2 separate regions of the Homo sapiens genome follow, and region 2 is linked to region 1. Evidence: chromatin loops called from intact Hi-C (ENCODE). Cell type or tissue: chondrocyte. All regions are shown on one strand. Links, peaks and the distances in the headings refer to the core of each region. The heading gives the core; the rest is flanking DNA.

Region 1 (15,012 bases), core at 2,706-10,705:
TTTAATAATTATTTTTTCAAGAAGCAGATTTTGAAAATGGTATTGGTTATTTTTGTCTCCATTAAACCCAGGAAAATAGAATTATAAGAAATTCTGGCCGGGCACAGTGGCTCACACCTGCAATCTCAGCACTTTGGGAGGTGAGGCGGGCAGATCACCTGAGGTCGGGAGTTCAAGACTAGCCTGACTAACATGAAAAAAACCGGTCTCTACTAAAACTACAAAATTAGCCGGGCGTGGTGGTGCATGCCTGTAATCCCAGCTACTCAGGAGGCTGAGGCAGGAGAATCGCTTGAACCCAGGAGGCAGAAGTTGCTGTGCGCCAAGATCACGCCATTGCACTCCAGCCTGGCCAACAAGAGTGAAACTCCATCTCAAAAAAAAAAAATTCTGTTTAAGTTATAAATAAAATATTCAAGCTTAAAATAATGTGAGTTTTAACATACCTACTTTTACAAGTTTTTTCAACTATTTAATGTTCTGGAAAAAAATTAACCATTAAAAATACATAAAATGAGTTTAAAAGGCAACCCACGGAGTGGGAAAAAAATTTGCAAATCCTATCTCTGATAAGGAATTATTCTCCAGAATATATAGAGAACTTCTAAGACTCAACAACAACATTAAAATAACTCAATTCAAAAATGGGCAAAGGACTTGGACAGGCATTTCTCCAAAGAAGATATACAGATGGCCAATAAGCACAGGAAAAGATTCTCAACATCACTAAGCAGTAGGAAAATGCAAATCAAAACTACCAAGAGATACTACTATTAAAAAAGAAAAATAGGTCAGGTGCGGTGGCTCATGCCTGTAATCCCAGCACTTTGGGAGACCGAGGCGGGCGGATCACTTGAGGTCGGGAGTTTGAGACCAGCCTGACCAACATGGAGAAACCCCGTCTCTACCAAAAATACAAAATTAGCCAGATGTGGTGGTGCATTCCTGTAATCCCAGCTACTTGGGAGGCTGAGGCAGGGGAATGGCTTGAACCCAGGAGGTGGAGGTTGCAGTGAGCTGAGATCACACCATTGCACTCCAGCCTGGGCAACAAGAATGAAACTCCGTCTCAAAAAAAAAAAAAAAAAAATTAGCCGGGCATGCTGGCATGCAGCTGTAGTCCTAGCTATTCGGGAGGCTGAGACAGGAGAATTGCTTGAACCCAGGAGGCAGAGGTTGCAGAGCCGAGATTGTGCCACTGCACTCCAGCCTGGGCAACAGAGCGAGACCCCATCTCAAACAAAACAAAACCCAGAAAATAACAAGAGTTCACAAATATGTAGAGGAAGGGGGACCACCTGTGCACTGTTGGTGGGAATGTAAAATGGTACAGCTGCTGTGGAAAACTGTTCCTCAAAATATTAAAAGTAGGCTGAGCGCAGTGGTTCACACCTGTAATCCCAGCACTTCGGGAGGCCGAGGTGGGCAGATCACTTGAGGTCAGGAATTCAAGACCAGCCTGGCCAACATGGTGAAACCCCATCTCTACTAAATACAAAAATTAGCCAGGCATGGTGGTGGGTGCCTATACTCCCAGCTTCTTGGGAGACTGAGGCAGGAGAATCACTTGAACCCGGGAGGCAGAGATTGCAGTGAGCTGAGATCGTGCCACTGCACTCCAGCCTGGGCGACCGAGTGAGACTTCATTTCAAAAAAAGGGGTCAGGTGCAGTGGCTCACGCCTGTAATCCCAGCACTTTGGGAGACCAAGGCAGGCGGATCACCTGAGGTTGGGAGTTCGAGACCAGCCTGACCAACATGGTGAAACCCCATCTCTACTAAAAATACAAAATTAGCCAGGTGTGGTGGCACATGCCTGTAATCCTAGCTGCTTGGGAGGCTGAGGCAGAATCACTTGAACATGGAAGGAGGAGGTTGCAGTGAGCCGAGATCATGCCATTGCCACTCCAGCCTGGGCAACAAGAGCAAAACTTCGTCTCAAAATAAATAAATAAATAAATAAATAAAATAAAAATAGATTCACCATATGAGGCCGGTTGCAGTGGCTCACGCCTGTAATCCCAGCACTCTGGGAGGCCGAGGTGGGCAGATCACCTGAGATCAAGAGATAGATCGAGACCATCCTGGACAACATGGTGAAACCCCGTCTCTACTAAAAACACAAAAATTAGTTGGGCATGGTGGCGTGTGCCTGTAGTCCCAGCTACTCAGGAGACTGAGGCAGGATAATTGCTTGAACCTGGGAGGCGGAGGTTGCAGGGAGCCGAAATTGTGCCGCTGCACTCCAGGCTGGCGACAGAGAGAGACTCTGTCTCAAAAAAAAAAAAAAAAAAAAAAGATTCACCATATGATTTGCCAGTTCCATTTCTGGGTATACACCCAAAATAATAAAAAACAGAGGCTGGGAGAGAGATTTGTACACCCATGTTCATAGCAGCATTATTCACAATAGCCAAAAGGCAGATGTAACCATTCATCAATAGATGAATAAATAAACAAAGTGTGGAATATATACAATGGAATATTATTCAACCTTAAAAAGGAAGGAGATTCTGCCATATGCTACACATGAATAAACCTTGAAGACATGATGCTAAGTGAAATAAGCCAGTTGCAAAAAGACAAAGACTTCATGGACCCACACATCTGAGGCACTTAGAGCAGTCACATTCATAGAGATGGAAAGTAGAATGGTGGATGCCAGGAGCCGGGGGAAGGCAGGAATGGGGGGTTATTTTTTCATGGGTACAGAGTTACAGTTTTACAAGAGGAAAGGAGTTCTGGAGATGAACAGTTGCGGTGGTTGTACAACATTATGAATGTACTTAACACCACCAAACTATACACCGGCAAGTGGCTGAGATAGTAAACTTTATGATACATGTATTTTTAAAACTGGCAAAAAATCCCTACAAACATATAGCAACAAATAGTTTTCCCTTTGCTTCAAGCCCCAATATATCTTAGCATGCCTCTGTTTGATCCTCTGTTGGATTTTGATATTTCATTCATTGTGGGGTTTTGCATTCATTTGATTTTTAAAAATATTATCCTAATATTATTTACCTTGGTTACTAAATTTTTTGGCATCGCCTTAAATGTTGCACCCAAGGTGAGTGTGCCTCACTTCCCTCACCCTAATCCCAGCCCTGCAATTATGTTCCTGCCTCGAGGGCTTCCAAGACTCTCCATCACCTTCTGAGAAAGCCCAGGCCCTCCGACTGGCTTTGGGCACCTGTCCACGTCTCTCCTCCCCTGCTCTTGCTCCACTGAACTCCTGTGGCCATAAGCCCATGTTTCTGGGGCTGGTAGACACTACGGTCCCTGCCAGAATGAGCCTCCACCTCAAAACTCCCTCTTGATCCAAGACTGTCCCAGTGAATATTTTCCACAGCTCCTCTCTCCTCAACTCCCGTGAAAAGCCATGAGTTGGTCCCATACCCCCAAGAGTGCCCCACCTTGTCAGGCCAGGTACTTCTTCCTGGGAGGGGCCATCTTCCCACTTCATGCCCAACCCAGCACTGGGCACTTAATAAATGCCCATGACTTGTGATAATTAAGTCCTCCACCAAGAAAGGACAGCTGGAGCCTGATGCAAAGGTTTATTGCTGAGTCTGTGCGTCTAGCTGAGGGGAGTGCAAATTGTGCCCCGGCCTTGCCAGACGGAAGCTCCTTGTCCCCGACTGCAGCACAGGCCCTGGCCTGTGGACATAAGCAAAGATTTGGTGCTGGATGAGGAAGGAGGGAGCAGGGATGTGGGGACATGGGCCTTTGTCCCTGATAGTTCAGCCATGGCTCTCAGCTTCCCCTGCCAGGGAACCCTGAATGGAAGGGGCAAGAGAAGCTGCTGGTAGGGACAAGAGGGTCACCCAGGTTTGCTTGTAACCCCACCTGAGGTAGACCCTTTTGGGCACAGCCAGGGCCTTTGTCCTATCCTGAATCCTCTGGGCTGATCCAAGGGAGCTGGACTCTGTCCCCAGCCACCCCTCAGGACAGCCCAGCTATTGGCCATAGCTGGTGTCAACAGTACCCTCCCTTAACCCCTTAACACACCATCCTGTTGTCCAACCAGCCCAGGGTACTGTGTGTGGGTGGGGAAGTGGTGTGTGGATCTGCTGTCCAAGGACACAGGGAGCAGATCCTGCTGGAGAAGGCTGGAGGTTGCTCTGAGCCTAGTATTTGGGGAAGGGTCCTGCTGTGTCTCACTCTGGCACCCAAGGGCCCCCAGGTCTGCCCCCTCCCCACTAATTTATTTATGTGGGGGCCACACAGGCCAGAGCTAGCTTGGACTTTGGACCCTTTGGAGGCTGCTGGGAGGGACAGTCACTGGCTCTGGGTAGACAGGTGTCAAACTTGTCACATGGAGGTGGCAGGGTGAGCAGCTGGCCTGTGTGTGGGAGGGATATTCCCTGTCCTTGATGAAATACTGGGAGGGAGGGCTGTTTGCTGAGCCCAGGCCCACCAGGTGAGTCGTGGGCCCCCAGGGGCAGGAGAGCTGCGGGAGATTGGTCAGTTGGGCACTGCTGAGTCACCGTGAGCTTCAGCTGCCCCAAGTCCTGCCCGTTCCTAGCTGGGGCTGGCTGCTGTGAGTCCTAGAGGCCAGTGCAGCCGGGCGGTGAAGGGCAGGGCTTGGGGTTGGGGGCATGAGGCGCTGGGATACTGTGGGAGGTATGGGGGAGGGTCCGCGCCTCAAGGCTAGCAGGGCTCAGAGCTTTGGTGAGGTGGCAGGTTGGGGCCAGGGAGTCCCAGGGGGCTGATAGGGTCCTGGGGTTTGGGGCTGCAAGGCAGCTAGGGCTACCAGGTCTCAGGGTGACTGACACGCATGAATTCAGGCACCTGTGAAAAGGAAACCCAGTCAGCATCCCTGAGACCCAAAATAAATGGGTTTAGGCATTGTGTGTGGTGGGGCGGCCCTGGAAGCTGTGACACCTGAGGTCTTGGGGCGGGGCCAAAAGAAATTCAATGGGTGGGACTTGTGGGGTGGGGCGGGGCCTCTGTCGGTGGGGTGGAGCCTGAGGAGCTGGGGTGGGGCCTGGAGGCAGTAGGCTCCAGGATTTGGGGGTGAGGCTCCAGGGCCGTGGTGTGGGGTGGGGAGCTGGACGGGGCTGGGGTATTGAGGCAAGAGCCTGGAGAGGGCAGCGACCTACCTCAGAAGAGGCCACAGTCTTTGAGGTTCTCCTTGATGATGATGTCGGTGACAGCGTCGAAGACAAATTTGACGTTCTGCGTGTCGGTGGCGCACGTCATGTGGGAATAGATCTCCTTCACGTCGCGCCGCATGTTGAGCTCGAGGAACTGCACCTTGATGTAGTTGCCGGCGTCCTCGTAGGTGTTGGGTCCTGCGGGGGCGGGAGCTCTCACTCTGCTCAGCCCTTCCTTCCCCGTGCGGGGGGTGCGCGCCGCGATCGTGGGGCGGGGGCGCCGCCTGGCGGCCTTGCGGACTTCTCACCATCGTAGTCCGGGAAACAGATGCTGAGGTGCGCCTTCTTGATCTTCTCGAAGAAGACGTCCTTCTTGTTAAGGAAGAGCACGATGGACGTCGTGGCGAAGTAGCGGTGGTTGCAGATGCTGTTGAACAGGTGCAGGCTCTCGTGCATGCGGTTCTGAGGAGGGCAGCAGCTGTTGGGCACCCGGGGTAGCGTCCGACCCGCAGCACCTGCTCTCTGGGCTCCCGGGCACGCGGGGCTTCCCGCTCAGCTGGCTCTCAGAGGGCTCCCCGCACTGCCCCAGATGGGCCTGCTGAACGCCTCCGGGCCTCCTCAGGCCGCCCGGGACAGGCATCCCCTCCCGTGCCCTCCCCCAGCCCAGCGCGCGGTCTCCGCCTCCAGGGACCAGCAGCTCCTCCTCGCCCCCCTGGAACACAGGCCCTGCCTGGCACGCACCACTTCGTCGTCCTCCACTAGCACCATGTCGTAGGCGCTCAGCGCCGCGATGAAGATGATGCAGGTCACGCCCTCGAAGCAGTGGATCCACTTCTTGCGCTCCGAGCGCTGCCCGCCCACATCGAACATCCTGCGGGGCCGCGGGGGCCTGAACCTGCGCCCCGGGCCCCACAGGCAACATCCCTTCGCCCTGTGCTGGTCGGGGAGCTCTCGGCCGGGACTACCACCCTTTCTGCTGGCGGGGTATCAGGGAAGGGGCAGGGTCTATCGCAGGGATGGGGTCCCCGGGGCAGGACGGGGCCTGGGGCAGTGACCTCCTGGGCTAGCGTATGGGTCGTACCGGAAGTTGAGATCCTTGAAGGAGAACTGCGTCTCGATGATGCCAGTGGTCTTGACTCGCGAGCGCAGCACGTCCTGCTCGGTGGGCACGTAGCCCGGGGTTACCAGGCGCTCCAGGTCGGAGAGGTAGCTGCGCGAGACCCGGCCGTAGGTGGGTGGGGAGGCGTGGAGGGCCCCCTGCGCCCCGCGCCCCGCGCCCCGCGCTGCCCGCGCGCTCACTAGCCCGCCGAGTCGTTGAGCTGGTACTCCGAGGCGCGCTCAAAACAGGCCTGGATACCGGAGTCCTTCCACAGCCGCTGGATGATGTCCGACATCTCCTTGGGCATCGTGCCCTCCTCGATAGTGTCTGCCATGTGCATCAGCTTCCGGGCGTCGTCCTGGGGGCAGGGTGAGAGTGGCTGGTGGCGGCCAGGGACTCGGGCCCAGCCGCGAGCCTCGAGTCCCCAGAGGCCCGCTCAGCCCGCCTCCTGGCACACCTGGCGTGCAGAGTCTCCGTACTGGATGTTGAGTGTGGTCATGGCGCGTACGATGGCCAGGATGGACTGCAACGTGTTGCCGTAGATGATGGCGATAAACTCGAGGCACTCTTCCAGCGAGTACCCGTCCTGGTGGATAATCCTGAGGCCGAGGAGAGCAGAATCAGCGCCTCGTGGGGAAGTGGGGAAGGACCCAGACCCAGGGGCCTCGGGACAGGCAGGGGCACTCACTTCATCTGCTTGACGATGGTGCTCTTCCCGGACTCACCGGCACCTGAAAGAGACGCGGCGCCTCAGAGCTGCGCTGACCAGCCTGCCCCCTCCAGCAAGGAGGCCAGGAGGACGGGGACCTCCCGAGTTGGCAGGGTGGACCCGCAGCGAAGAGGCCTGAGCGCCAGCCCCGACCCCGTAGCCACACCTACCCCCCCATCCAAATTAAGTCCTGACATCCTGAAGTCACAAGGTTTGCAAATGCCAGGAAAGTGAAGAAAGGAAGCCAACGAGGGGACTCAACGACCTCAACTGTTCTGGGACAGGGGAGTCCCCAAGACCCCGGCACAGGCAGCCTTTATTATGCTGTGAGACTGCAATGAAGAAATCCCGGAGCGTCATCGCCACCTCGTGGGAGCCTCTGGTACCGCAAGCACTGGGTTATTTGAGGCGGGTAAACCCCTTGCATTTCACCTGAAGGGGTGCAGGTGTCTCCAGGAGGCTCAGAGGGAATTAGCTCTTTTGGGTAGGAGGGAGGGCAGAGTTGACATCCTTTCTGAGCTTGCCCCTGCGAGGGCGTTGGGCACAGTTAATGAGATTTCCGGCTTAGCCTCTCTGCCTTGGGGGAAAGTGGGACTGGCTTGGTCCCTCACCCACCTCCAGCTGGTTGACCAGACCCTGGGGAGCTTGGGTGGAGCCCCTCTTGAAGCTGCTTTTTCCCCTTGAGAGGTCAGGCAGTGACCTTGAGGCAGGCCTGGATCAGCCCCATCTCTCCTCAGTGCCCATGGTCCAGTGGACGCGGCTTTATCTACTCCCACTGGGCCTCAGTACCCGCCAGCCCCTCTGGCTGCTTTGTAGGTCTATCAGCCACAGCCCTCTGGCACCTGAGGGCCATTCGTTGTGGATCTGGGTGGTCCTAGAGGCTCCCCACTCCCAGGAGGACTATGGCCATCCCCTTCCCAAAGTAGCAGCCCAATAACGGGCTCCCAGTGAGGCTCCTGGCTTCTGAGCATTGCCTAGCAGGCGTATCAAACCAAAGGCTGCATGAAGCTTGCGGGAACCCAGCCACGGAAAAGTCGGCATCACACACCCGTGCAAGAGTGTGGTTGGCACGCACTTCTGGGGAGGGTGGGTCACCTGAGGCAGAGCCGTCTGGAGAGGGGCTTTGTGGGATGTCCAGCCCTGGGGGACTAGGACACCACCTGTCAGGCCTGGCCTTGCTTGGCCAGGGCTCCCACCCTGTGCCCTACTCTGTCACAGGCTCATACTGCTTCCCAGGGAATCCTTGCTTCACAGAAGGGCTGCCTGCCTGCCTCCAGACCAATGACCTGGTGGCAGTGGCCCCACCTGGGCCCACACCCCTACCCAGAAGCAGCAGCTTCACGGTTCGAGCATCCTTCTCAGCGTCCTCTTTCAGCTTCTTTTCCAGCTCCCTGGAGTGCTTCTCCTCAGCACTGGCCCCAGCCCCCATGGTCCCAGCAGCAGGCGAAGGGACAGAGTGAGCAGGTGGTTCTTCTGGATGGAGGGGATCCCCAGAACCTGGCCTCCCAGGCACCCTTCTGGCCCCAGGAGGACCTGCAATCAACTGGCTCTCTACGGACCTGTGCAATCCCTGGTGGGGCTGCTTAGTGGGATTTGGGGGCTAGGGGTGTCCAAGAGCCAATCAGAGACAAGGACAGGTGAATCCAGCTCAGCCCCCCCAACCCTTCTAATCGGGCTGGCATAGCCCCAATCCCTCAACCGCTGACTCTGCACTCCGGCTGTCCTTCTGTCCCCGCAACCCTCCAGGAGAGGCCCTGGCACTGCCTGGGAGTGGGGAGACATGTTCAGTAGGGTCAGGGCTGAGAAAGGGGAAGGCAGAACCTTGAGCCCTGGGGGTGAGGACAATGGAGGTGGGGCTGGCAGTGAGAGGGCATAATTGGGAGAAACATGCCTGCTGCCTGCCCGGCACCAGGCTCAGCACCACTCCTTATCTTGTTGTAAGCTCACACTGGCCCTGGAGTATGGATGCCCATATCATCAGCCTCATTTTACTGATGAGGAAGTAAAGGCTGAAAGGGTCACACAGTAGGAAGTGGTTAAGAAGGGCTGGTGACTCTGGACTGGGATTTTATGACCTGCAGGGAATCCAGAGAGAGGGAAACAGTGGGCATTGCATTCATCCCATATCACAGGCTGGAGCTGCCCCAAGGAGGTCCTCTGCTTCCAGCGGACTGTGGTGGGCATGCATATCTGCTCTGTGTGCCTCGGTGTATGTGTCTTTTTTTTTTTTTTTTCTGAGATGGAGTCTCGCTCTGTTGCTCAGGCTGGAGTGCAGTGGCGCAATCTCAGCTCACTGCAAGCTCCACCTCCCAGGTTCACGCCATTCTCCTGCCTCAGCCTCCTGAGTAGCTGGGACAACAGGTGCCCGCCACTACGTCGGGCTACTTTTTTTGTATTTTAGTAAAGACAGGGTTTCACCGTGTTAGCCAGGATGGTCTCAGTCTCCTGACCTCGTGATCTGCCCGCCTCGGCCTCCCAAAGTGCTGGGATTACAGGCATGAGCCACCGTGCCTGGCCTTTTTTTTTTTTTTTTTTTTTTTTTTTTGAGACAGAGTTTCACTCTGTTGCCAGGCTTGAGTGCTGTGACACGATCTTGGCTCACTGCAACCTTCAACTCCCTGGTTTAAGCTTCTCCCACCTCAGCCTCCCAAGTAGCTGGGATTACGGGCATGTGCCACCATACCCAGCTAATTTTTTGTGTATTTTTAGTAGAGACGGGGTTTCACCATGTTGGTCAGGATGGTCTCGATCTCCTGACCTTGTGATCCACCCACCTCGGCCTCCCAAAGTGCTGGGATTCAGGTGTGAGCCACCTCGCCCGGCCATGGGTGTGTCTTTTGCTGGCACCAAGCGAGCAATAACTTGACACATTTGTGCATGAATACCTGTGTGTACATGTGTGCCTGCATGTTTATGCCTTTGTGAGTGCATGTGCTCTTATAGGAATCACGTGCCTGTGCGCATGCTTATGTATGTGTGCACATGTATACACATGTGTATGCATGTGTGAATATGCTTTGTGTATTCTCTTCATGCACACATAGGCTTGTGTGTTTTGCAGTTTGTGTAGGTTTGCATGTGTGCACTTGCTTATACGCAGGGGTGTAAACATGCCTGTTTGTACCTGAGCATATGTGTGCCTGTGCATGTCCATCTCTGCCTGTGTATGACTGTGTGTGTGCATGCATGCTTGCAGGCGCCTGTGCCTATATGTACACTTGAATTTGGGTGCAACAAAGTCTCTAATCTGCAGAAGTGGCCAGGCTCTTCCAGAGAATGTTTTGCAGGCCTGTTGCCAGGTGGAGAAATTGCATCCCAGAGCAGGTGTAGTGTTCCCTGGGGTATGGAGGAATGGGGCTCACCTATCCTGCTCCTGCTCTGTCTGCTGTGGGTGCTCTGAGGCCTGCCTAAGATTATCTCCAGGGCCTGCCTGCCTCAGCTTAGGGGGTCTGGTGCTCTGTTCAGGTGCAGGGCTCACTGCCGGGCAGAAATTGTTCAGGTTGAGCTCCCAGGTTCTAGAGACTTCCCACCCTCAACTTCCATAGGAAAACCCAAATCTTGGGCTCTCAAAGGCTCCTCCAGGCACCCTGAGCCTCCTGGCTGGACTCTTCCCTGGAACCTGGCTGCCTTTCAGCACTCAACTCTGCCACAGACTCAAGAGACCACAAGGGGGTGCCGGGGCACCAGACACTGAGCACTAACGGCTGTCTCTAAATAGTATGCGTGGGAAGTGAATGCTGGCTCCTACCACAGGCTGGCAGCTTCTACACCCACCCTGTTGGATGATGGGGATCTGTCCAGGAGTGAGGCCGTTGCATTTCTGCCACTTTCAGCCTTCAGGCTCCACCCACCCTCCCTGACCCTGAGGAGTGAGTGGGCCCTGAGGGGTCTCTACAGCCCTTCGCACTACCCAAGTGTTTGGGGTGGTGCAGCAGCCCAGGTTTGTCAAACTAAATGTGGTTTCTACATGTTGGGTTTCTTTAAATGGAGCCAATCTACTCCCTTCCCAGCCCCCCACCTGGCTCCCCAGGCCCACCACGTGTGGCTCTAAATCCCCTGACCAAGGAGAGAAGCCAAAGTCTAGTCCCAGAGCCAGTGTTTATTAGCAAGATGGAACCCAAAGGCGGCTGTGGCCTGGGCAGCAGAAGGCCACCAGGAGCCCCCACCCATCTACCCAACTGCCCCCCAGAGCTAATTACATCCACACCCATCCCCTGAAGTGGTGGACATAAGGGAGCCCTGGGGAGCCTCTACCGGCCCCAGGCCTCTACCACGGACCCCCTCCCCTCAGAGCTGGGGCCTCCCGTCAGCTCTGCCTGGGCCTGGCCCCTCTGCTATGCTCCCAGCCTCTGAGTCAAAGTGGCACAGGGAAAGCTAAGGAGGTAGAGTGGGGTGGCCCTGCCCTGGCCAGGCGGGGAGGGGAGAAGGGGCTGAAGAGGCTGTCCCACCCAGGCAGGATGCCTCTTCTCCTATCCCCAATAAATAGAGAATAAATACCCAGGAAGGGGCTGGTCGTGGCTGAGTGCCCCCAACCCAGGCAGGGGCTGGCATCCTGTGATGGCCCCTTCTTCCCTTCTCTGTGTGCTCTTGAGGCCACCCCAGTCTCCAAAGTGGTCCTCGCATCCATGTCTATGCCACAGCACAGGCTGACAACACACATCAGAAAAGGTGGACAGTCCGTGCCCCATCCGAGTAGGGCTTGCTCCCTCCCTTTGTCCTGTAGATCTTGGCGGAGGCTGTCCAGCAGGTAGACTTCCAGCTGAGTCTGGGGACTGTGTGGTCCTGGCCTGGCCCCACCAACTGGCTGGGCCTGGTTAGGCAGGCTCTGTTTTCTGCCGTCTCTGACCAGCATGGGTCTAAGTTTTGGAGGATGCTGCCACTGAGGCAGGCTATATTCAACCCACCAATAAATACTGTCTTTGCAGGGGCAGGGTGTGTATAGAATATAGATATTTTATATATATATATATATATATATATCTTTTATATTAAAAGGGACAAGGGCTAGGCTGGCCCATGGCAGGCACAGGCAGCTGGCCTCATGTGTCCGGAGGGTGGTGCCGGCGGTTCCGGGGCTTTTTCTGGTCCTGGGGCTCAGGAGACCGGGGTGCCCCTGGAGCCTCCCTGGGGCTGGGGGGCACATGGCGCCAGTAACCCTGGCAGTACTGGTGGATGAGGCCCACTTCTGGCTGGGCCAGCAGCTGGGCTAACTCCTGGTAAGGAGGCGTTGGGGGGCCTGCGCCTGGGGGTGGCGGGGCGCTCATGGACAGTGGTGGGAAGAGGGCAGCATGGACGGCGTCCCGGCCCAGTACATGCAGCTGCACTCGTGTGACGACGTGCTTAAAGTTGTTCTCAGTGGCTGTGCAGGAGTAGAGGCCACGATCGCTGAGCTGCAGTGCACGGAGCAACAAGCCCTGCTCTGTGCGCAGGAAGCGGTCCTCTGCACGAATCTGCAGGGGCAAGGAGAGGGGGTTCAGAGGCTCTGTGACCACCCTATGGCCCTAGCCAGCAACCAGATCAGACCACCTTTGTGGCCATTCCGTGTAGAGGCACCCATGTGGGATTTCCATATGCCAGAAAAACCACATGAAGTTTCTACATAATGAGAGATATTTGAATAAGGCATCTGTACAGATTTCCATTTCAGGAGTGATGACCATAAGGAGGTTCTGTACAATGAGGAAAATTTGAAGCACACACAGAATTCCTTTTTTTTTTTTTTTTTTTTTTTTGAGACAAGGTCTGGCTCTGTCGCCTAGGCTAGAATGCAGTTGAATGATCTCGGTTTACTGCAACCTCTGCCTCCCAGGCTCAAGCCATCCTCCCACCTTAGCCTCCCAAGTAGCTGGGACCACATGCATGACTATGCCCAGCTAATTTTTGTATTTTTGGTAGAGAGAGGGTTTCACCATGTTGCCCAGGCTGGTCTCGAACCCCTGACCTCAAGCAATTTGCCTGTCTTGGCTTCCCAAAGTGTTGGGGTTACAGGTGTGAGCCACCACGTCCAGCCAGAATTTCCATTTAACGAGAATATCCAATTGGGATAACCACATAGAATTTCCACATAAACAGGGACACCTGTAGGGCATTTTCATAAAATGAGGGCCCCATAGAATTTCCACATACTGGAGCTCACTCACATGATGTTTTTGTAGAAGGTACACCCCCAATGTGGTATGCATATGGAATTTTCATGTGAACAGGCATACCCAGAAACACTTTCCATAGAATGAGGCCAATCCCAGGGAGTTTCCATGTAACTGTTTTCACTCAAAGGATTTGCATGTAGGGAAGGGAGCTTGGAAGGGGTTTCACAGCATGAGAGTTGCTCCAGATCACTCCTCTACTACATTTCACCACTGTGCAAGGACTCACATCCACGGTGCAGCACCGGGCGCAGGAACTCACCTCTCGGCGCCGGTCACCAGGATCTCGCTGGAACAGCCACTTAACAGTGGCTTGGGGCGAGCGGGGCTGGCACTCAAGGAAGGCTGCGCTGCCGGCCACGCCATACTGCACAGACTCCACGGCATTCTTGTTGGCTTTAGAGTGAGAGGGGTTGAGCAAAAGCAGCATCACCTCCGGGCAGCCTGCTGACTGCTTCGGGGCAGGCACCGAGGGGCACCCACTCACCAATGTAGTGCTCTGTGTTGATGGGGCAACTAGGGACATCCCATCTCCATTAGCCCCCACCCTCCATTAGCCATCAGAGCACCCTTACAGTGGGGGCCCTGTGAGCAGCTTCGTGGGCTGCGTGGACTTCTGCAGTGTGAGCAGCACCCCACAGTGAGGCCCAGCATACTCACCATTGGAGTTGAACCCACGGCACTGCCTGATGGGGTTTCCGTGCCGGACGTCCTGCCGGCGGCTCCGCCTGGATGAGGATAGCCCCTGAAGGAGTGCTCCCAGGAAGCTTGCCCCCCCAGGTCCCTGTATCTCCCTGACTCCAGGGCAGGGCCCTTTTTCCCCAGGGCAGTGATGTCTTACCCATAAGACTCCCCTAGGGTAATATCACATGCACCCCGGGTAATATCACATGCACCCCCAATCCCCTAGGATAGGGCCCTGGGACTGGTTGCTAAAATTCTAGGTGTCTAGGGGTCCACACCTCTTGGAGGATGCTGTATAGCGGGAGCAGGCCTGGCCATCCCAGGCACAGTAAGGGTCCCGGGCAAGGCAGCAGTCAGCACAGGCAGCCCCATACGCCTGGCAGCGGTGCAGGCTCAGGTGTGTGACACCCACGGCTGACGCCACGTAGAGTTGTTGCTGGGGCAAAGGGTAGGGCCTTGTCAGTTCCTGTCCCATAGCCAGCCCCACCAACAGCCAGCTAGGCTGGGCTCCTCTCCCCTGTTCCATGCCTCAGTTTACCCATCCCTGTGCCAAGGGCATGACCCTGAGGGGATGCAGGCCCTGTCCCCAACCTTGGCTCACCTCGCCAAAGGCTTACCCTCTTAGAAGAGATGGTCATGGTCTTGACGGGTGCTGGATCCTAGAAAAAGATAAAGATCAGCTTGGGATGCCAGGGACCCCCTCCCTGCCCTGACCTAGAGGTCTCAGGTCAGAGGCTGGGACTGGGGGGAGGGTAAAGGTGGGGAGGTCAGGACTGGGTGGTGTCACACCCACCTTGAAGACCTCCACCTCCTCCAGCATGAGCTCCTCCAACTCCTGGTCATCCTTGGGCAGCACAATGACCTTCTGCACTGTCCCGCGGTCTGGAACGGGCCGGGCAGGGCCTCAGTGGGGCTGGGGATGCTGGGGAAGGGGTACCAGCCTCAGCCCCTTCCCCCACCAGGGCCCAAACCCCCCTAGGGCATTGGAGCTGGAGCTTTGTGCCAAGGTGGAAGAGTTTCCCCAGGTCAAAGGGGACTGGCCCAGGACATAGGGGGTCATGGCCATGGTCTGCCCCCACCAACCCAGACCCTGATTTTGGGCCCTGCTGAGAACAGGACACTGGGGCATGCATTCTCCTGTGTTTGGGCTGCTGGAACTGTAGGGGGTGCACTGTGGCATGTGTGTGCACACACGAGCATGTGTATGGCCTCTGTATCCTGGAGGTGCCTACCATCTGTCTCCACCCCTTTCCTGCCATACATACATAAGTCC
Region 2 (15,012 bases), core at 3,107-11,106, 360 kb before region 1:
AAAAGGGGCCTGTGGAATAAGGCTGGCTCCCAGGGACCAGGACCTGGATGGGGGCTCCAGGAGAACCCCAGTGCCCATCCGCTCCTGCTGCCTGCCCCATGCCCCTCTCCTGCGGGGTGGGCTTGGCTAGACGATGTGCACAGGGCAGCTGTCTCTGTGGGTGCCAGGGCACATGTTCACACCTCTTGTGCCCTCACAGGCACCTTCTCCCCCTTCCACCCACCTTCTGCCCTCTAGCTCTTATTCCCAGTCCTGCAGGAAAACCAAGTTCCCAGCAAGTTCCCAGGTCTTCCAGAGTGTGGGGTCAATAAATATTGGGGTGAAAGGTTCTGGTTGGTGTGTCCTCCTTGAGGCCTTGAGGCTGGTGTGGTCACCACCCTCAGCCAGGCAGTGGAATGAGATGGAGTCACCTGCCTGCCTCACTACTCCTGGAATTGACTATTAAATGGAGCCCTTTGAGAAATGCCCCCTGCCCGACAACACACACACACACACACACACACACACACACACACACACACACACACACACACACACACACACTTCCATAAGTAAAACCCTTCCTTGGGAGTAGCAACCAGGGCTTGGGCTCAGAAGCTGGGCAGTTTGCGGTAGGTGGTATCTGGGTGGATGCGGCTCGGCGCCTTCAGAGGCCATCTTCTTGTTTAATAAAGAGAAATGTCACCTTCGAGCCAAAGTGAATGAAATAATCCCATTGCCTGGCTCCAGGCAGACACTGGGGACGCCTACAGAATGTAAAGGAAAGTTCTTGCGGGGGAGGGCCCAGAAACTCCAGTAGAGCAGCTTGACCTTGCTGTGGATTCCTTCCAGAAACATTGCTAAGCGTCTATCATGAGCCTGGCACCACGGTCCTGAGGGTGAACCAACCTAGACTCTGCATTTCCATTTTAGATGGAGGAGACAGATATCAAATAGGAAAAAAGATGTGTGTGTATGTGTGTGTACACACATAACACACATTGTTTAGGTCTATATATCTCTATATCTACATCTGTAGGAAAAAGAAGGTGGGGTGGGGGCAGGGTGTGCCTAGGGATTTTATAGGCTGAGGGCAGACACCCCACCCCATCCTGCCCAGCTGCACCCCTCAGCAGGCCTCAGTGTGGAGAGCCATGGTCAATGATATCTGGGGGAACCCTAGGAGATGCTGTTTTGACATCCCCACACACCTTGTCCTCTGAGGGCTCAGGACAGGGGGCCTTAGTCAACCAGGGGACACTCTAAAAGGCCAGAGTTGCTGAGAAAAGAACAAGAAGTATGTAGACATCAGCTGCAGGGAAAGGAGGAAGGGAGGGGGAGAGCATGGAGACCCCTTAGGTGGGGTGGGACTAGGATGCCATCCCACCTGGGCCTGGGTCTGCCTGTGGCACCTTCTCTCACCTCCCCTCAGCCATCAGAGCTCCTTGGCAGCAGTCCCTGCCCCCCTCACCCTAGGTGCTTTGGTCCTGCAAGTGGAAGATCAGGGCAGGTGTCATTGCTCCCCAGGAACAACTCCCTGCCCCTCTCCCCCAACCCAAGGGAGCTAAGGGAAGGGCAGCAGGCATACAGGGAGGAACAAGAAGTGGGTGTCCCCTCCCCCATCCCAGAGAAAACTCTAGGGCTACAGCCTTCAGCCCAGGAGAGGGTCTGTCCGGGAAGCAGAGAGGGGGGCGGAGCTGAGACCCATCTGGGAAGGGGGTTTCCTTTTCCCAGCCCCTGGCCTGGGGAAAGCAGTCTGTGTCAAAGAGACCTTCTGCTGGGCGGAGGAGGAGGACCTGCTTCTCAGGTCTGCCCTCAGCTTTCAAGGATCCCCCTCTCTCTCAGGGTTCTGCTGGGAAGGTGATCCTCTGGGAGCCTGGGGCCAAGGTTTCTGTCTGGAGATGTTACCCTGAACTCAAATCTGCAGACAGGGGAGGGAGGTCTAGAGAGTCTTTACTCTGAGGCCAGGGGGCCCCCTCCCTGGCCTCACCCAGGGGATACCAAGGCCTTCAGTAGTCCAGGTCAGCTCTGATCAGTCGATCACAGCCTGAGCCAGATGTTCACATTTTGAGCAAAATCTCAGGTAGCCCATCACACCATTTAACTTGAAAGCAAAGTGAAAAATCACACAGGGGCCTCCCTGGTGTCTCCCTCATGCCGAGTCCACAGGAGGAATCAAGCAGTTTCTGTACGCTCAACCGTGAGCTTGGAGGTGAATGAGGGCTTGCTGCCCTTGAGAGCCAAGTCTGCTGGGTCAGAGAAAGTCTGCTGACTGAGTTGCTCCCAATCTCCAAGAGTTGCATTCAGGGAGGCCTGCCTGGAGGAGGCAGAGGAGCAGGCACCAGCCACCTTCACTTTCTGCCTGACTCACCAGGACCTGGGTTGCAGGCCAGGATGTTGCAGCCTCTGCTGCCCATTCTGTGGGTGTGGCCGTCGCTGTGACAGATGTGGCACAGGCTGTCTAGCAGTGGAACAGAACAACAGAACCCAGTGAGAAACATTCTCTACCCGTGGGGTTTCCCAAGAAACCCAGTGGAGTGCTGCTTTCTCTCCCAGCAGGCACAGCAGCATCCAGGAGGTGCCACACTCCTGGCTGATCCTCCTGTGGCAGCAACACCAGCTTCCCTTCGCTGGGTTCAGCTCGTGGCCCAGCAGAGCAGCCCCTCATTCCCAGCCTGGGGAACCCAATAACATAAAAGCCAGTCCCACCAAGGGGTGTTAAGAGGGCAGGTCACCAGTTAGAAGCCACCAGGCCTGAGCTGCTGGACGGCCCCAGTGGGCCAGACCTGCAAGAGCTGCCCAGCCCCGTTTACCCATGAGGAACTGGGTGGTCAGAGGGGCTGAATGAAGTGTCCATGATTGCCTCACTGTGTGGGGCTTTGGAGCCCCATGCTATCTGCTCTTCCCACAACACCAAGGGAAAAAGTGAGGTTGGCAGCCACTTGGCCCCTTACCACAGTTCTTGGTACCAACTTCAGGCTTGCCCTGCCTGAGGAGTTTGGGGGCTGCAGAAGAAGATGGCCCCATGGTTCCAGCCTGGGTGAGCAGGCAGAGCAATGGGGAGGGGAGTTGGGGTGGAAGCTTGAGAAAGAGCAGGTCCTGGGCCATAGAGGGAGCAAGAAATGGGGGTGAGGGGGTTGTTCCTCGGCAGTCTCAAGGTTCAGGCCCCAGTCCTGAATTTGGCATGAACTGACCAAACCAGGAGGGAGGATCTGTTCCCTCCCCTGGCCCTCCATTGACTCATTTGTAAAATGGGCAAAGCAATCCTGCCCCTTTTTCTGCCCAGGCACGGGGAGGTGGGAGGCAGGAATTGCTTGGATAGGGTTTAAAAAGGGAAGGCCTAGGTGGAGACGGGAAGGGGTTAGGGGCTGTCATCTGGGCCCACCTTCAGCCTGGCCAAGCTCCAACAAGGCTCAGAGTCACTAGGTGCTTCCCCTTCACTGGGAATCTTGGAGAGACAACCTGGGAAAAAGACAACGATTCAGAGCTTCTCCAGCCACACCAAATATAACTGCTTCCCAGGCCCCGAAGTCTCCCAGGTCTAAAGTGGAGGGCAAGGATTGTCTCTCAGGAGGGGTCCTTGGAGGGGGATTTGGATGAAGTCTCCTTGCGGACCTCACATCTTTGATTTTGGAGAGGGCAGGGGGTCGTGGGTATGAGAAGGAGGGCTGCCTGATGCTCCTGGGCACCACCTCTGCCCATCTGTCCTAGTGACAGAAGAAGACACAGTTCAGCCAGTGGCTGGAGCTTGGGTAAAGCCTGCAGTCCAGCTGGAGGGGCTGGCAGGGCAGGGACCTGGTGCACCCTTCTACCTGGGGTACACCATTGCTGGAAGCCAAGGCAAGTGGGGGGCTGTCCCCTGTGCCAGAGCCATCGGCAGGGAAGGCACGGAGAACACACAAAGCCCCTGGCTTCAGGCTACCCTCATGGGGACTTTCCCCGGGATGTCCCTCACCTGTGGCTCTCCCTGATCCCTCAGGCTCCTCAGCCTTGGCCCCTTCATCTTCACCTTCTCTTTGAATTTTGTCCTGGCCAATGTTCTCTCTTTACTCTAAAAGAAGGCAAGTGCCTGGGCTGGTCTAAGCCCTGTCTGAGTCCCTAGTCCCCACTTGGACTTGAGCCTATGCCTGTCTTGAGCCTGGTACCCTGAGAGGGGCTGTCCATGGGGATCTCTACTCCTACCCCACCGCACAGTACCTACTGCCTGCTGTGTACCCCCTCCCATCATCTCATTTAATCCCTGTGACAAACATTAGCCCCCTCTTACAGAGAAAGCACAGCGGGGCTCAGAGAAGCAGTGAGACTGGCCCAGGGCCGTGCAGCCGCGAGGCAGGGATGGCAGGTCACAAGGGCAGAGCTCGGGGAGAACCTGAGCACAGGGCCGGCTCCCTGCACATAGCTGGCACCCAGGAATGTCGCCAATTTCACAATCCTCCAGGCCATTTTCTGACTAAGTGGTCTTGCTCATGGAGATCCCTGTCAAAGAGATAGGACCGCTAACCTTGGTCCAGGTGGGGAGGGCGAGGCACTTGGCAAATGGGACTCCCCAAACCTGGGCTCCTCAAAGAGCAGCAGAGCCCCTCACCCCAGGAAGCCTCATCCTGACCACCTTTTGGCTGATCCTGGGACCCTAGAGCTCCCTCTTGGTGTACTGCCCACCTTGAGGTTTCTTCCTGGCTATGGTTTCCCATGGCACCTTTCTGGATGCTAGTGGGATGGAGGCTGGTTTGAGAGTTCAGTCCAATTCTATCTACCTCACCCAGGACATCTCTTGTGTGCTGGACTGAGAGCCCTGTAAGGTGGCTTTGCACACAGGCCCCTGTATCCCCAGCCAGGAGCGCTGCCAGGCATGTATAACAATTCCATACATGCACTTCCAGGGGCTCCAGCCAACAACTCCGGAGAGCTGCCAGAAAGGCCTTGGTAGTGGACCTTGGGCTACCTCGAGGGCCAGAATCTGGTCCTAATAAGTTACCCTTGATTGGCGCCATCTGGCACCATCTCACTTTATTCTCAGTAGCCCCTGGGAGGGTATACGATCACCCCTATTGCAGGGGAGGAGACCCAGCACCCAGAGACTGAGGGCATCAGACTCAGAGCCAGGAACCTGGCCCTTCTCCCACACCATTCTAGAAAGGAGCTTCAGATAAGCCTCAGAGACTGGGGGTGCAGGGGCCTGACAGGGCACCCAGCAGGCACTATCCAATTCACTCCCCAATCTACACGCCAGCCTTCCATGCCAACCTGTTCTGCCACCTGCTTGCAGTTCCAGGCACTGCCACCCTCAGGCAGGTCACCTGTCTGGTGGCCCAGGGGTTCTGTGGTCCCATCCTCAGATCTCTTCTCTGCACTCGGCCTCTCCCACATGTGGCATGGAGAGCAGCCCCCAGACTGCAGGCCCTGATGTGGGGATCAACTGGCAGGGACAGGACTAGGCCAAGTGAATGAAGGGCCTAGGCTTCAAAATTTAAGGAGCCACTCACTTTCGGGTACTGACACTGCACTTTCACCAACGTTAATGTGTGTGCTTCCTTAAGTCTCATGCCCTGGATACCTCACTCACCGGAATCTCAGGCCCCTCCCCAGCTGAGGCCCAGCAGGCTGATATTAAACCCCTACCCTCCTCCCGCACCCTGCTAGCAGGCTGGAGGCCCCAGAGGTCCAAGGAATGAGAGTGTGGGCCAAACCCTGCCCCAGCTGAAGCTCATCAGGAAGCTCTTTACCCAGAGGAGCCTGAGAACACCAGATTATGAGAGATTTAAGGGATTTCTCAGCGGCTCGATAATGGGTCAATAAAAATGACACTCTGAAACTCCAGGTGAAGGAGGCAGGAAGATTCCTGCTATAAATCCCTGCAGATGAGTCAGGCCCAGAGTCTGTGGGCGTGTGGACCTCCTGGGGCACTCACAGACAGAATCCGAGCCCATTTAATTCCCCAGCAACCCACAGAGTGGGCACCCCTTGTGCTCCCACATTACAGACGGGGAAACTGAGGCACAGGGCAGTAGGGTTGCTGAGCACAAGGCAGGGCCTGAATTTGGTCCCAGGTGGGTGAACCTGAGTTCACACCCCCAAAGAAGGAAAGAATATTCTCTGAAGACAGAGCTGGCTTCTCCTGACACCACTCATTTATTCTCTTCACACATTCCTAGCTCTTCTACAGCAGGCCCTCTGCTGGGCTTTGGTGCTGAGGGGCACCCAGTCGGTTCTGGACTTGGAAGAGACCCACCAGCAGGAGAGCCAGGATGGCAGCATTGACAGCAACGACAGCACCCTCAGGAGGAAGTGACCAGAGAGGCAGCTGAGGACAGGGGACTCCAGAGGAGCTGACACCGCTGCCTGGGGGCGAGGCAAGGCTTTCATCTGCTGGGCCTTGTGCTGGGTTTGATAAAAGGTGGCAGTGGATGTTTCAGGCTGGGCAGGGGGCAAGGGGTGAAGGACGTGAACTTCCCCACAGCCAGGACACTAAGATGGTGACCTCACCAGGTGAGTCCTGCGGGCATGGAGCGCCCGCATGGTGCTGGGCCAGCACGATGTGCGATACTCATCCTGCCTGCTCTGCTGGGGCCCTTGTTGCAGACGATGGTGTTGGGTGGGGAGTGGATCTGTTGGACGCTGCTCTGTAAGAGCCACTGGGACAACAGGTGCTGCTGAATGACTCCCCCAGAGAGACCGCACCCGCCTCCACACCCTCCAAAGGGGCCCAGGAGGCCCGTTCCCATCGCCCAAATGGTGACCATCCCAAACCTGGGTGGGTGGGGTGGGTGCAAGTTTCCTTGGTGGAGGAGGCAAGGGCACACTGTTTGGGGCCATTCTGAGTGTGAACACCAGGTGGCGGTGCAGACCCAGATTATTAGGTGGGAGTAAGCAGGGGCTTGCCTGAAATTTGGCCTTGAGGCTTTTTTTAGGGGCCTGGGGTCTGGGAGGCTGCTGCATTGGAGCTGTTTGCTTCCTCCCTGCCAGAAGCAGGTCTGGACTGGAGTTGGGTCAGGGACACTGTCTGGTCACCACTGTATCCTGAGCCTGCCACATAGTGGGTGCTCAGGGCTATTTATCAAATGGAGAATTGAATAAGTGGTTCTTGCCTCATGGGAATTAAATGAATTAATATATTAAAAGCACATGGAGAGCCATCAGTGAAAGTGTGCAGCTATTTGTATTTGTATTATGGAGGGTGGTTCTTCTCATCAGGGCCCACCTATCTGGGCTCAGTGCATCTAAACTGTGGGCCCTGCCCTGGGATTTGGACAGCCTCCACCAGCATGGGATAAAGACTGAACCCCAAGGCCTTACCACTTGATGCAGCAGCCCTGTGGGCAGCTGGGGGACAGAAGGGGCCTGTCGTAAGCACTGAGGATGACACAGGGGTCAGGCCCCTAGGCCTCACCACACAGCTTCCATAGCAGGGGGAGAGCCAACCTGCTACTGTCCCATAAGTGCTGTCAGGACTGGGCCACTGGCAGGGTTAGCTAGCCGGAGGTTAGGGAGGGTGAGGTTGGGGCATGCCCCTCAGTGGTCAGGGCCCAGGCTCTCAGAGTCATCTGATCATTCCCTCCCAGGCTTTTCTCACTGCACACATTTGCCTTCCCTGAGACCTCCACTGTAAATGCCTGTCTCATTCTTACTTCAAATCCTGGCTCCCTTCCCTGCCCACCCAAGGCATTGTGCAGAAAGCCGCTCCCAGACGCCAACCTCTCTCCCCCAGCTCCTCCCCACAGAGCTCTCATGAGCTCCGTCAGCCACCCCACCTGACTCAGAGTCTCAGTAAGGCTGAGTGACTTGTCCTAGGTCACACAGGATTTGCACCCAGCTCTGTTGAACTCCTACAGCAGGCTTGAACAGGCCTGGGTTACCTCTGCATCCCTCATGGTGGGTTCCTGAGTGTGTCACCAAGGGCCCCCTCCTTTTGGCTCCTGCATCCCCCAACATGAACAAGTGAGATGGGGACATTTGCCACCTCCAGCAACCTGGCTGTGACTGGGAGGGAGGGTAGGAGATGTACCACCTCTTCCGCATATATCATCTCCAGCAAGGCAGACAGCAGGAAACAAGCCGCTCCTGAACCAGGACTCCTGGTGATCCAGTGCAGCAGGGATCCCGGTGATCCAGTGCAGCAGGCGGCTGGACTCCAGGGAGGAGCTGCGACTGGCCCCACATGTCTTTGGGCTTCCAGAGGAGGCATGCCTCATGGCGAGTCAGCTCTGCCTCCTATAATACCATGGGTCCTGGTGCCAGGTGTCCCAGACACCCCTGTCCAAGGGCCCTGGGGCAACTGCATTCTTCTGAGTGCCCCTTGCTACATGAATGAGCTTATCTGAATCCCAGCTCAGCCACCATGCAACTCCAGGCAAGTCCCTGAACCTCTTGCCTCAGTTTCTTCATCTGTAAAATGGGGCAGGTCCTCCTACTTGATAGAATTAAGAGTTCAATGCCAGTGAGTACCAAGATATGGGAAAAAAAGTATAAAAAGAGTTCAAGCCCTAGGTTTGAGACCAGCCTGGGCAACACGGTAAGACCCCCATCTCTACAAACAAACAAACAAACAAACAAACAAACCTTTTTTTAATTAGCCAGACATGGTGGCATGTGCCTGTAGTCCCAGCTATTAAGGAGGCTGAGGTGGGAGGATTGCTTGACCACGGGAGGTCAAGGCCAGCCCGGGTCACATTCTCCACTTTAAAGACCCTGTCTCTAAAAATAAAAATAAAATAAAATAAAATAAAATAGTCCGTATTTGTAGAGGGTCTAGAACAGTGCCTGACACGTAGGAACACTAGGTAAATATTTGCTTAGTAAATGACACGCTAAAGGTCTGAAAGGTGGCCCACGGGGAACAGAGCTTTTGCAGGGGTGGGGCCTCTGAGCCACACACAGGCTCAGCCCTCGAGCAGCCCTGAGGTCCACAGGGTCTGCAGGGCCACCCAGTTCTAGATTATACTTCCCGGCTCCACGGTCTGGAAGGTCTAAACCTTAGAGTGGCCCCAAGTGCTAAAGTTGCCTCTACCTAGCAGTGCATGTGCCCTCACCAAGTCCCCCACTGCCAGGTGGGGGCAGGGTCATGGGGCAATCCCCTGCTCTACACCTGGCTTGACCTGGAGCCTCCTGAAGACACAGCCCAGACTCGGATCCAGCCTGGGAGAGGTGAGTAGGGGCAGCTGGGGCAGGTGAGAAGGATGGGACAGGGCCTGAGCTGTGGGGCCAGAGAACCCTCTGACCTGGCTCTAAGCAGCAGCCTTGGGCCACAAGGTCATGGAGTATTTTTCCACCAGGGAGGATGGGGTGAGCCCTCTGGGTCCTGAAAATTCCTGAAAACTGGTGGGTGGCTGAGGCTACTTGGCCGCTTCCCCAATCACTCCTAATACAAGAGCCACAGAAGGGCTCAGGGCCTAGGAGGGCTGGGGGTCCACAGGCTGCAGGGGATAGGCTGGCTCCTTTCCCCAACCAGTTCTCTGTCTGGCTCAGGAATGCTCACTGCCTTCCTAGTCCCCAGGCCACAAACCAGGGTCTTCTCCCAGCCCCCAGCCCCCAAGGCTAGTCGCTCTCCTCCCCACAAGACTCATAGGCATGACATAAGTACCACCTGGCCAGATTTTCCTGGGCCTCCCACCCACCCCTACCGAGCTCCCAGACACACCCTATTTGCCAATGCCCTTCTATCCTCCTACTCGGGCCTGCAAGGCTTCTTCTGAACTATGGAATGCCCCAGTCTGGCCTCCAAGGTCCTCAACCTGCTGCCTCCCATCGTGCCCAGGCCATCTGCTCAGACAGCAGCCAGTCTCCTGCCTCTGCGCTCTCTGCCCATGCCTGTGCCAGGATTACTTCCCACCCTGCCCCTGGCTGGGCCTTGCCTCCCTGCCATCTTTCCAGCTCTCTGGCAATTACCCAGGTGATTAATTTGGCAATTAATTTGGTAATTAATCATGCTTCTGCTGCTTAGGATGCTCCCTTTCTGCCAGCCAGGCCTGGAATAGAGATCTACTTGGCTTGACTTTCCCTGGGAAATGGGGTTGAGCCCTGGAGGCAGGAGAGGCGGTCCACTCTGAGTCCCATTGCCTGGCCCTGAAGCAGCCTTGGGCCAGGGGCTGCATGCAAAGGAGCCCAGGATTTAGCTGAGATAGAGACCCAGGTCCTGCCTCTGGGGAGGCCCCAAGGGTGCCCCAGGATGCACCTTAGCATTGTTTCTCAGCCTGTCTCTAGCTGCAGGAACTCACTACCCACACTGTGGCCCCAGCCCCAGCTCAGCCTTCGCTCAGCCCCCTGGTGACTTTTCCTCCAGGCTCCTGGGGGAGCTGGGCACTGGTGGAGAACCACCGTCCTGGTCCTAAGTGAGTTCACAGCCTCCTGATGCCTTGGAACAGGTCAAGTCCTTCCATCTGGTGAGACGGACTGTGCAGCCTCCTGACAGGCACCATTTCAGGCGGGCTTTGATCGACAGCAGGATTTAGTGGCAGAGGAGAAACTGAGTCCTGGTGCCCAGTGGGGTTTGCGGCCGGGTCCAACCCAGGTGGCCCTGGCCTTGTTGTGGTCTCCAATGGGGCTAGCCACCAGATGTGTAGCCCTACAGGTACAACCACCAGATGCACTGCCGGGACGGGGTCCCCGTGGAGTCAGCCCTATGGCATTGATTGAAATGCCCCCCTGCCAATTAGGAGTTTTAAAGAAATGTATAATGATCCCTAATTGGCACCCTCATTAGTTGCCAATTAAACACTTAAGCATTTCTTACAAGTTTAACACATTAATAAGGCAGCTCATTACATGGTAACGAGATTTATTTCTCATATTTATTATATTGTTTCACCACTACTGACAGCAGAGTTATTTTTTAAAAACATGGTTTCTTACTGATTACATACAGTCCCCTCCCTACCCTGCCTCGACCAACAGCTGTTCCTGCCAGTGCCCTGAGCCTTGCGTCCTGGTGGGCCAGGAGCCAGTGTCCTGGGTCCTCCCTGATTCTTTTGGTCCAGCCTCCCAGAGGTGAGTCAAGCAGGGCACCTTCTTCCCAAAGTCTGGAAGGGCCAGAGCTGGGCTGTGCAACACAGCACAAACCCGGAGGGCTTCAGGGCCAAGAGCCCTGGAGAACCTCTGTGCATTTAGCCAACCTCTGCATTCCAGGAGCACCTGGGTGGGGTGGGGGATGGGCTTCCTGCTTTCAGCACCCTGGTAGAGCCCAGTCTCAGGACAGGCACCACACTAGGGGCTGACACTGAGGGCAGGAGCACAGCAGCCAGGGGAGGACAAGGAGGTCCTTTGAGACTGTCCCCTCAAAGGGGGCAGGAGGAGGGTTGCAGATGGTGGGAACTGGGCTGAGACCAGGAACCTGGGAAAGGTTAGGGAGTCTACAGGATGGGTGGCCAACAGAAGCAGACCCTCAAAAGCAGTGGTGGGGACCAGGCACAGCAGTTCACGCCTGTAATCCCAGCACTTTGGGAGGCCGAGGTGGGCAGATCACTTAAGGTCAGGAGTTCGAGACCAGCCTCGCCAACATGGTGAAACCCTATCTCTACTAAAAATATGAAAAAATTAGCAGGGCGTGGTGGCACATGCCTGTGGTCGCAGCTACTCGAGAGGCTGAGGCATAAGTATAGCTTGAACCTGGGAGGCAGAGGTTGCAGTAAGCCAAGATCACGCCACTGCACTCCAGCCTGGGTGACAGAGCGAGACTCTGCCTCAAAAAAAAAAAAAAAAAAAAAAAAGCAGTGGTGAGGATCTGACCTCCTGACCTCCATCCAGAGGACAATGGGGAGCCACAGAGTGTTTTGAACAGGGAGAGATGTGACCAGATCTCTGGGTCAGAAAAATCAAGTGAAGGGTGGACTGGAAAGGGCCAAGGGAATAAACACAACCTCCCCATCCTGCCTGCTAAACTCCTGGGGGACTCCATTGTCCAGATCCAACTGGACGCCAGAGGGCAGAGCCAGACGAATGCCACCTGTGCAGCTCAGCTTCCTGGGAGATGGGGCCAAGAGGCCTTGGGGACATTGGCAGTGTTTGGGAACACTTACCCTTCTTCCTTTTAAAAAACATGAGGTCACCATCCAATACATATACTATACCTTGTCCTTATGGCCCTACGTGTGGCTCTGCCTCCCCCTTATTGGTTCCAGTAATTGCAGAGTATATATGGTGAGGAAGCTCCCTATCCACTCAGCCAGGCTTCCTGGAGTAGGCTGTTTCCAATCGATTACTCTTAGAAACATCATGCAGTGAACACCTTGGGCATAATTTCACATGCGTGTCAGTTTGTAAAATAAATTCCTAGAAGTGGGCAGTGCTAGGTCAAATAGTCTATGCATTTTTAATTTTGATAGATATTGCCAAATTGCTTTCATGAAGGCTGCACAGATTACATTCCAATGAGCAACTCTAAGTTTCTGATTTTCCCCATGGTCACCAGCAAGTGCATCAATCTTTCATGGCTTTGCCTATATAATTTGCATCTCTCTTAAAGAAATGAGGGTAAGCATGGGTTCAGTGGTTGAGACTTTTGGATTTCCTTTTGTGTGAACTGTATGTTCATCTTGTTTGCCCCATTTCTCAATGGGATTCTTGGTCCTCTCCTTATCAATTTATAAGGACCCTTTATATATTATGAAATTTGCATTTTTTTCCTTAACTTGTTGTTTGTCTTTAAACTTTTATTTATTTATTTATTTTGAGATGGAATCTAGCTCTGTTGCCTATGCTGGAGTGCAATGGCATGATCTCGGCTCACTGCAACCTCTGCTTCCCAGGTTCAAGCGATTCTCTTGCTTCAGCCTCCCGAGTAGCTGGGATTACAAGCACTCGCCACCACACCCAGCTAATTTTTGTATTTTTAGTAGAGATGGGGTTTCACTGTGTTGGCCAGGCTGGTCTCGAACTCCTGATCTTGTGTTCCACCCGCCTCGGCCTCCTAAAGTGCTAGGATTACAAGTGTGAGCCACCGCGCCTGGCTATTACTTTTTTCCGTGTAGAAATGTTTGGTTTTTGTGGAGTCAGGTGTATCCATGTTTTCTCTTACGGCTTTTGTGTTTTTTGTTATATTTAGAAAAGGCTAGACCAAATCAAACCTTTGTTTTTGCCTAGAGATTTTTTCTTCATTCTTTAGTCCCCCTACCTTTGATCCAGCTAGAACTGGTTTTTGTTTTAAGGTGTGAGGTAGGGGTCCAAGTGGATTTCCACCCCCAGATTATCATCCAGTGATTTCAACACCATATTTTCCCAGAGGTTATGCTTGACTGAGTTGTTGAGACTTTAGGAAGTGTATGACAGGGGAAATAGCACATCCTGTTGCCTGGTGGGTGGAAAGGGGCAAACTTTGTCAGGACACCATCCCCAGTAGGACAGGGTGAGCTGGGTGGGATTTACCTCCTGGAGGTTGAGGAAAAGGAGGTAAAGGTCCATGGGAGGAACTGCACTTGACTTTTCCCTTGGATTCCAGGAGCAGTCCATTTTTGTACCCAATTTTAACTTTGCCTGCCACATCACAATTCCTTCAGTAGACTTTGTGACTTTGACATAATCTTTTTTTTTCTTTTCTTTTTTTTTTTTTAGACAGGGTTTCACTTTATCACCCCAGGTTGGAGTGCGGTGGCGCAATCTCGGCTTACTACAGCTTTGACCTCCCCTGCTCAAGCGATACTCCCACCTCAGCCTCCTGAGCAGCTGGAGCTACAGGCATGCAACACCGTGCCTGGCTAATATTTAAAAAATTTATTTGGAGAGATGGGGTCTTGTCATGTTTCCCGGGCTGGTCTCCAACCCGTAGGCTTAAGCAACCCACCTGCCTTGGTCTCCCAAAGTGTTGGGATTACAGGTGTGAGCCACCGTGCCTGGCCCCATGCCATAATCTTGAGCTTGAGGTGTAGAAAGGAACTATATTCCTTCCTGAGGGCCCTCTGCTGGGGGTTCCTGAGCAAGCCTCCCCTCTTCCCCCCACCCCTGCCCCTGCTCTGGAACTAGGGGTGGTGTATTATGACACAAGTAGGTGACAATGGGGTGTGGAGGAGAGCCTCATGGGACTCAATCCAGGTCCTGCAAGAAGAAGACCAGCAGCATTTGTGAGTAAGGCGAGGACAGGGCAGGCAGGGCCCGGCTAGGCCGCACCCACCTCCCAGCTCCACCTTCTCCCTGCCTGCCTCCCAGATCCCACTCTTCCCTCTCTTCCATACACCAAGACCCATTGTGTGTGCCCCTGGATGTCATTTGGGCCCTCTGTTCCCCTTAGTATAGTAGAGGCCAGACAGGCATCCCTGATGCTAGATTGGCCTTGCTAGCATTCTGGAAGGCTATGGTGGGCAAATGTCTGATGGCACCTGGGGAGGCTCTGAACCAAGCTGAGTGAGGGCAAAGGTTGCAGGCCAGGATGCTGACCTGGAGCAAGGAGTGCATATTCTACCTCCCTGTGCCTCTGCTCCCTCAGGAGCATCCTTCCCTCCACTGCCTTCTCCAATTCCTTCTGGGAACTGGAATAGCAGGTGTTTTAGGTGCTTTACGTCTTTCAGCCACCAGGTGGCAGCAGTGCAAGCCCTACTCTGCCTCACTCCATCCCCTCCTTGGAGCTGTGGATTTAACCTCCAAAGAGACTCTGAGGTCCTCCAAAGAGTTGAGGAAAGATGGGGTCATGCCCCCCCACTCCCCCAGGCACAGGAACCCCTTCAATCTCAGAGGAATGAGGGGCCTGTGGCCCTGGCTCCCTTCCTAGCCCCACCCCTGTAGAAGCTGCTGGGGCAGTAGCTGAGCTGGAGGAACAGACTGGATGCTACTAGGGTGAGCCTCAGGGTCTAGGCCCCCTGAGATGCCCACACTGACCAGGCCCACTAATTCTCAGATGTCAACCAGAGAGGACCCTTCCTGGAGCCCAAGGAGGCAGGGAGTGTAGAGGGAGAGAAGAGGAGCCAGGACCTGGCTGGCTCCTCCACTGCCCCTGCCTGGTTACCCACCCAGGGCTCAGCACCAGGGTGGTGGTAAAGGCTCTGGCACTGGCCTCCCATGGGCTGAGCTGAGCTGGGCCCCAGAGCTACCCCCCCCACCACCCCACACACACCT

What was found. Peaks named below come from ENCODE experiments on the same cell type or tissue, not always from the same donor. Only the 100,000 strongest peaks of a DNase experiment are listed, where the experiment ranks them.
Region 2: a loop joins it to region 1, with 4 times the contacts of the local background. A loop is called at or near these places in 6 of 110 quality-filtered maps.

The regions. Positions count from the first base shown.
Region 1 is chr3:50,185,052-50,200,063 of GRCh38, reverse strand. GNAT1 (G protein subunit alpha transducin 1) reads right to left here and starts at 8,454. Exons shown (of 9, transcript NM_144499.3): 1 at 8,233-8,454; 2 at 6,889-6,931; 3 at 6,658-6,799; 4 at 6,401-6,558; 5 at 6,183-6,311; 6 at 5,843-5,972; 7 at 5,410-5,563; 8 at 5,108-5,299; 9 at 2,368-4,796. The coding sequence starts at 8,338. The coding sequence ends at 5,109. It overlaps SEMA3F (semaphorin 3F), which reads right to left. Exons shown (of 19, transcript NM_004186.5): 14 at 14,533-14,621; 15 at 14,357-14,398; 16 at 14,018-14,175; 17 at 13,716-13,783; 18 at 13,318-13,451; 19 at 10,989-12,359. The coding sequence ends at 11,949. RefSeq lists enhancers at 4,565-5,096, 5,149-5,664, 5,653-5,712, 5,665-6,181, 6,182-6,698 and a silencer at 5,283-5,342. In chondrocyte, for the core only: CTCF peaks have their summits at 5,373 (motif pointing left), 7,073, 7,297 (motif pointing left), 10,581 (motif pointing right) and 1 weaker place; a DNase peak (open chromatin) is centred at 6,352.
Region 2 is chr3:50,542,087-50,557,098 of GRCh38, reverse strand. No RefSeq gene overlaps it. Among named protein-coding and RNA genes, the nearest start is that of C3orf18, 18 kb to the left of the region's middle. RefSeq lists enhancers at 6,690-7,628, 8,701-9,610. In chondrocyte, for the core only: CTCF peaks have their summits at 5,259 (motif pointing left), 6,615 and 6,821 (motif pointing right); no DNase peak of the experiment used is centred there.